Regions from separate parts of the Homo sapiens genome. Here region 1 is linked to region 2. Evidence: chromatin loops called from intact Hi-C (ENCODE). Cell type or tissue: chondrocyte. All regions are shown on one strand. Each heading gives the region's core, and the rest is flanking DNA. Links, peaks and the distances in the headings are about the cores only.

Region 1 (3,550 bases), core at 1,051-3,550, 250 kb after region 2:
CTTTGCAGAATTGCTGTCCATGGTACTGATATTAGCAAAAGCAGTGACTGTCCAGCCTGAGTGGGAAAAGCAGAAGTCTATAATGATTATAAATTATAAATCTTATAAATCTTATAAATTATATATACTTAACCAGACATTTCAAAGCCAGTTCTCTTTTTTAATGTCTCACCAGGAAAGGGACTGTCAAGTGGGTGATAGCTTGTGATGTGCTGATATATGTTTAACCAATAGCTCTCCAAGAAAAAAAAAACACATAATTTGTAGTGTTTTCCAATTTCCATGATATAAGCAGCACTCCTACAATGGCTGACTTCAAGCCACTCACGAGACGTCACTAAACACAAAGCTGAGAGAAGATATGTGCAATCAGCTCTCATGGGCTAGTGCAAGCTGGCTCCACCATGCCATTAGCCATAGCCCAACATTGCAGCTCAAGTTTCTTAAACTAGGATTTTCCCAAGGCGTGACATCCCCAAGGTGGCTGAGAGTAAAAAATGGCTAAAAGTGTTTCTGAAGTAAAGCCCTTTAGTGAGATCTCAATGTGAAGCCAAGAGAACAATACATGTCTTAAGCCCAACAAGACAGACACGGGGCCCTGAAATGGAAATAGGATACATGTTATGGGCCATATACTTTTTTAAGAGCGAGAGCAAATTAGGATAAACATGATCTTGGTACTATAAAAAGCATTGGAGTTGTCTGTAGATGGGTAGCCTGTGGACACATCACTTTGATTTGCAGGCACATGGCCAAGGGAAACACCCCTAGTGTGTCCTGTGATCATGATTTTCTCAGCTCCAAATCTGAAGTGGGATATCAAAGTTCCAGGATGTCTTTTGAGGTTAATTTTGCAATCACAGATAAAATTCTATATTTTTGAATACTATTTTTATTTCTACTTACTTTTTATTAAAAATCTATTTTGATATTGTGGAAATGATAATAGCCAAGACTGCCTTTTGATTATAAATAGGAGAGACCAACTGAATCTAGACAAATGAACAATTTATTGGGAGGAAACTGGGGCACCTCACAGAAAAACCAAGACCCTAAAAGGGAAAGGATTCATCTGAGATTCAGAAACAGCTGGTACCAGGAATATGACAATATCAAGACTACTCTCTGTTTCTTGTGTCTGCTTTACTTGGATGTCAACTGTGTTATTCCTTCTCTCTACACACCCTCTTTCTCCACATAGCAGAGAACAATGGTGTTTTTCAAGCTCTGAGCCTCACAGATCCATAGTGAAATAACTGAACGCTTTTAGTCCCTGATATGTACTGAATTGTGTTCCCCCAAAATTCATACGTTAAAACCCTAACTCCCAGTGTGACTGTATTTGGAGCTAGAGCTTTTAGGAGGTAATTAAGGTTGAATGAGGTCTTAAGAGTAGACTCCTAATCCAGTAAGAATATGGCCTCCTAAAGAAAGGAAGAGAGAGAAAGAGATCTTTCTCTGTATTTCCATAAGCACTCACCAAGGAAAGGCCATGTGAGGACATACTGAGAAGGCTGCCATCTGCAAGCCAGGAAGAGAGCCCTCAGCAGAAATTGAATCAGCTCACACAGCTTCTAAAACTGTGAGATAGAAATCTCTGGTATTTAAGCCACCCAATTTATGATATTTTGTTATGGCAGTCCAAGCAGACTAACAGTCTCAAATCCAAAATTATCAAAGAAAAGATCGTTGTTCCAGGTGAAGTAACATCCTTCTTCTTGGATCAATTAACTGTGTTTCAGGGTGGTAGAATCACATGTGAACCATGTGTGTAGTGGGGAGTTCCTACACAAGGGGTATTGTTAGGCAGGAAACCCAATAGATGCCTATCTCACTATCTATTTCTACATGTCATAGGATTGGTTTAGAGAACTATGACACTCCTAATATGATTTTTAACAAATTATACTAAATAAAGAATAGAGTCTTTCATAATACCAAATACTTTAGAAAGTCACTGACTTTTTAAAAAGTATTGCTACTGGGTACTGGATGAGTTATTTCTTTCTTTTTTTTTTTTTTTTTGGACAGAGTCTCACTCTGTCATCCAGGCTGGAGTGCAGTGGTGCGATCTCACCTCACTGCAACCTCTGCCTCCCAGGTTCAAGAGATTCTCCTGCCTCAGCCTCCTGAGTAGCTAGGATTACAGGCCCAGCTAATTTTTTGTATTTTTAGTAGAGATGGGGTTTCAACATGTTAGCCAGGATGGTCTCGTTCTCCTGACCTCGTGATCTGCCCACCTTGGCCTCCCAAAGTGCTGGGATTACAGGCGTGAGCCACTGCACCCAGCTGATCAGTCATTTCTTAATCTGTTTTTATATCAAAGTCATGTGAAGGGCTTTAAAAATATGTGAACTCGATTCCCAGGCAAGATGGCCCAATAGGAACAGCTCCAGTCTGCAGCTCCCAGTGAGACCAACGCAGAAGATGGATGATTTCCACATTTCCAACTGAGGTACCCAGTTCATCTCACTGGGACTGGTTAGACAGTGGGTGCAGCCCACAGAGGGCAAGCAAAAGCAGGGTGGGGAGTTGCCTCACCAGGAAGCACAAAGGGTCGGGGAACTCCCTCCCCTAGACAAGGGAAGCCGTGAGGGACTTGCCATGAAGGATGGTGCTATCTAGTCCAGATAGTCCAGATACTATGGTTTTCCCTCAGTCTTCACAACCCACAGACCAGGAGATTCCCTCAGGTGCCTACACCACAAGGGCCCTGGGTTTCAAGCACAAAACTGGATAGCTGTTTGGGTAGACTGAGCTAGCTGCAGAAGTTTTTTTGTTGTTGTTTTTGTGTTTTTTTTTTCCCCCTGGTGGCACCTGGAACACCAGTGAGACAGAACTGTTCACTCCTCTGGAAAGGGGGCTGAAGCTAGGGAGACAAGAAGTCTTGCTCAGTGGATCCCACCCCCATGGAGCCCAGCAAACTAAGATCCACTGGCTTGAAATTCTTGCTGCACAGCACAGCAGTGTGAAGTCAACCTGGGATGCTCAAGCTTGGTGGAAGGAGGGGTGTCCACCATTACTGAGGCTTGAGTAGGAGGTTTTCCCCTCACAGTGTAAATAAAGCTACCAGAAAGTTTGGACTGGCTGGAGCCCACTACAGTGCCACAAAGCTTCTGTAGCCAGACTGCCTCTCTAGATTCCTGCTGTCTGTGCAGGGCATCTCTGAAAGAAAAGCAGCAGCCTCAGTCAGGGGCTTATAGCTAAAACTCCCATCTCCCTGAGACAAAGCCCCCGGGGAAAGGGGCTGTGCCTAGGGCAAGGGGCAGCTATGGGCGCAGCTTCAGCGGACTTAAATGTTCTGGCCTGCTGGCTCTGAAGAGAACAGCAGATCTCCCAGCACAGCACTCGAGCTCTGCTAAGGGACAGACTGCCTCCTCAAGTGGGTCCCTGACCCCTGTGCCTCCTGACAGGGAGACATCTCCCAGCAGGGGTCAACAGACACCTCATATAGGAGAGCTCTGGCTGGCATCTGGTAGATGCCCCTCTGGAACGAAGCTTCCAGAAGAAGGAGCAGGCAGCAATCTTTGCTGTTCTGCAGCCTCTGCTG
Region 2 (5,094 bases), core at 1,424-3,923:
CACAAACATTAGTAACACATAGTTTGTAACTAGGGTCTACTTGTTTGCTACTGGACTGAAGTGCTCAAAGAATATCAAATATCAGTGGTGTCCAAATAAGAGCCAAATAGATATGAGTCAGTACAGCACTATCTATTATTAAAATATGAAGATGGTAATAGCAGTGGGTGTAGCTGAATATTTAATAGAAATGAGATGATAATCTCATTAAGGTCCTTTGAATAATGAAACAGGGAGTTTTTTCTACTTGATTATATAGAAACACAATTTAGTTGAATAAATCTAATCCTTAGAAAACATGGCTATTATAAATCCTGAAAATATTTCCATATTCTAGCAATTCAGTACATAAACAAGGCAAGACTGATACTTAGAACTAATTTCACGTTGCTTTCATATTGAGCTTTAAGTAAAATTAAGTATCTCTTCTTAAAGTTTAGCTATTTAAAACATTCAAGAGAGACTGGTAACATGCTACTGCTGCTAGATTCTCCGATGTTAAGTAAACCCAGTGAATTTCTTATAACTTTTGCCTAAATGTAGCAGGAATGAAATGAAATGCTTTGCACATCATCCGTTGCTTGGAATTTTAATTTAAAAATGACTTCATTCTTCAAAATAGAGGCAACAGCAACTGAAATCTTTGAAACTCCCCAAGTTACCAGTACCACTCTTACAAGTTGTTAAAAAGGTAAGGCAGATTTAAAATGCTACTGGTAAAAATTTAATGAAAGATTATCTAATTAATTAAAATGAGCGAAGTTTTGAGAAGGAAATATTCTTCTGACTGGTCATTTGGGTCACATGGCCTAGTGTGGGAAGAATATTTTTTATTGAGTTAGAAACATGTTTTGGGGAAAGCTAGAATGTGTTCTACCCATGAAAACGTTCTGGGTTGTCCATAAAATTAATATTGAATTAAAACCCAATTATTAAAAAAACACTTCTAGAGTTTTAGAATTGATCAATTTTCATGAACTAATTTATAATTAAACATAAGTGTTTTTAAAATGTTAATCATATGACTGTATGCTGACTTTTCATCTGAACAGTATTTTCATGAGACCATGAATACCCACTGAATTTGTTTTAATTCTGCCCATAGATTAAACTTTTAAAAGAGAGAGAGAGCAATAACTAGAAATGCTAAGATCAAAACACAACTCCCTAAATAGAGTGGTTTGTAAAATAAGTATTCACACTTCTAATGAATACGCTAGATGGCTCACATCCCATTTAGCAGTAAAATAATCCCACCATGAAGGAAGGAGTAATGAGTTATCGTGGTTTGCTAAGAGTAGACCAGAATCACTGAGCAGAATAAATACATTTGAACAAATCTCATCCTTCTTCCACCTAAAAAAACAAAACCTCAAAACCATCTTATGTGTATAAAATGAAACCGCTACAATTAGTAGGAATTAAGTTAGGTACCTTTACAGTAAGTTAAAAGCTGTAAAGACAATGAAAACAGGCAAAACCAAAACAAAACCATAGTTAAATATCTACATACATTTGGGCCAGCATTTTCACGAGTAATTTGATGGAGACAGATTATGGCATTTTCCGTGTGTTTCAAAGAAACAATACCACTTTATTCTATTTTTCAAGTTTTTTTCAGTGAGGAAATGAAAATGCATTGGGTGGTCTTTTTGCAACTAACCTTTTGTCTGTTTTTTTTTTTTAAATAGATGGCTTTGGCAGTACTTGCCAGACTTGTTAGCTGTAAATCATGGTGCTCAATCAAGCCCAAGTGGAATGCTTTTTTTTTTTTTTGCTATTCAAATTGGTCCTGATATGTCCTTTTTATGAGAGGACACTACACACACAGGAGAAGGTTCCTGATCATTGCTTTGTGCAGTCATGCCAAGAAAACAATGCAGATACACCTGATGGTGAGGGTGGGGCGTATAGATGTTTGTTGTTTTAGATGTTTTTGTTTGCTTGTTTTTGTTTTGTTTTGTTTTGAGCTCTTGAATTCTTAAAAGCACCTTTTGGATCTTTTCCTCCTATCCTACCTTTGATGTAAAAACGCTGTCCGATTAAATTTCCACTTAGAAGGTTTCTCTTGGAGTTCCTGGGTGAGAGAATTCGTAATGGGCACGAATGACGGGTCTAGAAACTTCAGCGCAAATTGTGACCTGGAGAGGAGCATGAGCACAGACAAGCGTGCTGGCCTCAGCTCGGGGAAGCCGAGGTAGCCATTAAAGTGCAGCGGCTGGGGCGAGGGCGGCTGGTACGCGTGCGGGCTCCGTTCCGTCCCGGAGCCCCTCTCATTTGGTCCACCCTCTGCTCCCACACACACCCGAGAGAAAAAAAGAAAACTAGGGAACCCCATCTGCATTGTCCATCCCTCCGGGTGCCGGAGAGACCATAAAATGGCCGTCATGCGGAGAGCAGGGCGCACGCCGGGCGCAGGGCTGGAGCCCGCGGCGCTGCGAGGACCAGGGAATCAGCACCGCGGACAGCGGCCGCCCCGCCAGCCTGACCCGCTACGCCTTTGCAGCCCCATAGAATTGTTTTTGGAGAAAGGGCAGAGGAAACCGGAGACCCAGGGAAAGTCTGGGGGTGGTTCCTGCCTTAACCTCTTCCTTCCCAAACCCACGTCCGATTTCACTTCCTATAACTTGGCTGGGGACCCCCGGGGGCCGCCGGCCTACTCCGCTCCTCGGTCCAGGCGAGGCTCCTCTGGGTTCCTCGCCTCGGTCCCAGCTTGGACCACAGGTGGCACTTTGTAGTTGCCACCTGCCCGTCAGGAGGCCCTGCTGGGAGAGTTCCCGGGGTCACAGAGCGGGGCGGGGGCTCTCGCAGAGCGGCGTCAAGCTGCGCCTGGAGCCTTCACAGGCCGGCCCAGCGCGGAGCGGTGACTCCGACCTGGCGAGGGTGGGCGGCCCTTCCGAGGCTCGCTTCCCGCAGGGGGCGGGGGAATTGCAGAAATCCCGGAAAGCTGGTGGGGGGCGGTGGCTGCGGGGGAAAGGGTTGAGAGAGAACGCCCCAGGGGCTTCCTGAGAATAAACCCGCGTGTCCTTTGATAGGCGTGGGGGAGTAAAGGAGGAGGGCGCGAGGGGAGTCCGGCGCCTGCGCCATTAAACCGCCAGCACCGCCCCGGGCCCGGCCCGCGGAGTCTGCGGACAGGGCGCGGGGAGGGCGCTCCCCTCACGCCTGTCCATCTCTGCTCGCCGCCCCCTCCCGAACAAACACACCGTCTTTCCCTCCACCCTCACCCTCCTGAAAGCCTCCCCCAACCCCCATTTCTGAAATGAGGGAAGGGATGCTGAGGAAGAATACGAGAAATGCAATCACATCGATTTGGACAGCGGCTTCTAGGGGCTTTGGGTTAAAAAAAAAATAACAGGGAGGGGGAAGGGAGAATTAGAGAGAGGAGTGGAAGGACCGCGCAGTTATCTGGCCCAAAGAGTCTCGGAGAGGCCAAAACACCCCTCCCCCACGCCTTCCCTTCCCCAAACACCCCATCAACCAAATTCCCGAGGGCACTAACACAGAGGCCCGCACTCACCGGAATCCCGCGTGGAACATGTACATTCGGGGCGCCCCCGGGCTGGCGTACTTGGGAGTGGTGAAGATGTTCTCCTTTTTCAGGGACACGTAGCTGATGAGCGATAAAATCAGCAGGGCGACGCTGAGCATGACCAGCCCCAGCACACTGGCGACCCGGGCCATTTTGCAGTTTCTCATCCCGGGCTGGGCTGGGTTCAGGGAAACCGGGGAAATCGGTCCATTGAGCGGCCAGCAGCTCGCTGGCGTGTATATATGTGTGTGTGTGTGTGTGTGTGTGTGTGTGTGTGTGTGAGCGCGCGCGCGTGTGGCGGAGGAGGGGGACCCGGGCGGGGGTGGGGGGAGGCCACCGGGGCCGGGGGTTGGGGCTGGCAGGAGCCCCGGAGAGCAGCGGGACCCCGTAGGCAGGGGCGCGCGGGGCCCGGTGCCGAGCAGGAAGATGGAGGGGCTGCGCGGCGGCGTGGCGAAGGAGCGCGCAGCGCCGTGCGTCCCCGGCCGCCGGCTCAGGCTCCCCCGCGCGTTTCCAGCGAGGCTGCCATCTCCTCCGCCGCCTGCAAGATAAATGTGATTGGAATAATGTTACAGTTCGATCTAAGCACAGGATTTAATTAATGAACTCTAATCTCCCAAATAACCGGGGGGAGGGGGTGCAGGAGAGGGAGGGAGTAGAGGGAAATGGTGGAGGGAGGGGGACTGAGGCTGCCAGGCTGCAGCCCGAGCCTACGGCCTCCCCGGCTGAGGGTGCCGGCGAGGAGGTGGCTGTGGGGAGACGGGATCCCAAACTTAGTTTAATGGACCATTCATTACTTTATAATATCACGGAATAGAGAGACAAATAACCGGATTTGCTGTCCTGGAGGGTAAACAACAGCTGGGTGCTTCTCAAAGAAGCAGGGAGGATGGTTTTTGGAAGGCAGCTATTTAAAAGCATCTCCCCTCGTTAAGGCACCGCCCCGGCCCCCTGCCCCCGCCATCCTCCCACCCCAAAGGAAGCTCCAAACAGCAACTGGGCCTGCCTGCCTCGGGAGCCCTTAAAACCTTCTTGGAATTTGCCAGAATGACTCCCCTGTGCGCCTTGTATGCCCACCACATACTTCACTTATCCCTAAAGGGTGGGTAGTGCCTAGCAAAGTTGCGAGGTGACCTGTGAGTCGGGAGGGCCTGCCTTCCTCTCCCCTTTCCGTCTTCCAGTGGATGGACAATGTGCTTGCCCCTGACTTGACTGGGCCTGTTGAAGTCAGCCCTGGTTTAACTCTCCGTTGCCCACTCTTCAGATCCATCCTTCGGGCCTGGTCTCCTGATGGGCTAGGTGGCCTGAGCCTCCCAAAAGCTGAGGCCATTAAAAAACACAGAACTTTTTATGAAGCAGCCCAAGAACCAAATAATAGAGGCTGCCTCTGAGAGTGGAAGGCAAACGCACTAACACTTTGCATTGCTTGACCTTAAATTTATTTTAGCATATTCACGTGTTTCTTGTATATCCATTAGAAATACAAATTAATCCATTTTCAGTCATGCAGTTGGGTGCTCAGGGGAAACTAGCATGTTTCTTTAGCTCTGTCCTTTGCAATTAGCTTA

What was found. Hi-C counts contacts between places; a loop is a spot of excess contacts. Peaks named below come from ENCODE experiments on the same cell type or tissue, not always from the same donor. Only the 100,000 strongest peaks of a DNase experiment are listed, where the experiment ranks them.
Region 1: it touches region 2 in a loop (2.1-fold over the local background); 4 of 110 quality-filtered maps call a loop at or near these places.

What each region holds. Positions count from the first base shown.
Region 1 is chr18:57,103,778-57,107,327 of GRCh38, reverse strand. No RefSeq gene overlaps it. Among named protein-coding and RNA genes, the nearest start is that of LINC-ROR, 33 kb to the right of the region's middle. In chondrocyte, for the core only: no CTCF peak of the experiment used is centred there; no DNase peak of the experiment used is centred there.
Region 2 is chr18:57,351,449-57,356,542 of GRCh38, reverse strand. It overlaps ST8SIA3 (ST8 alpha-N-acetyl-neuraminide alpha-2,8-sialyltransferase 3), which reads right to left and starts at 3,986. Exons shown (of 4, transcript NM_015879.3): 1 at 3,518-3,986; 2 at 2,019-2,141. The coding sequence starts at 3,696. In chondrocyte, for the core only: no CTCF peak of the experiment used is centred there; a DNase peak (open chromatin) is centred at 2,742.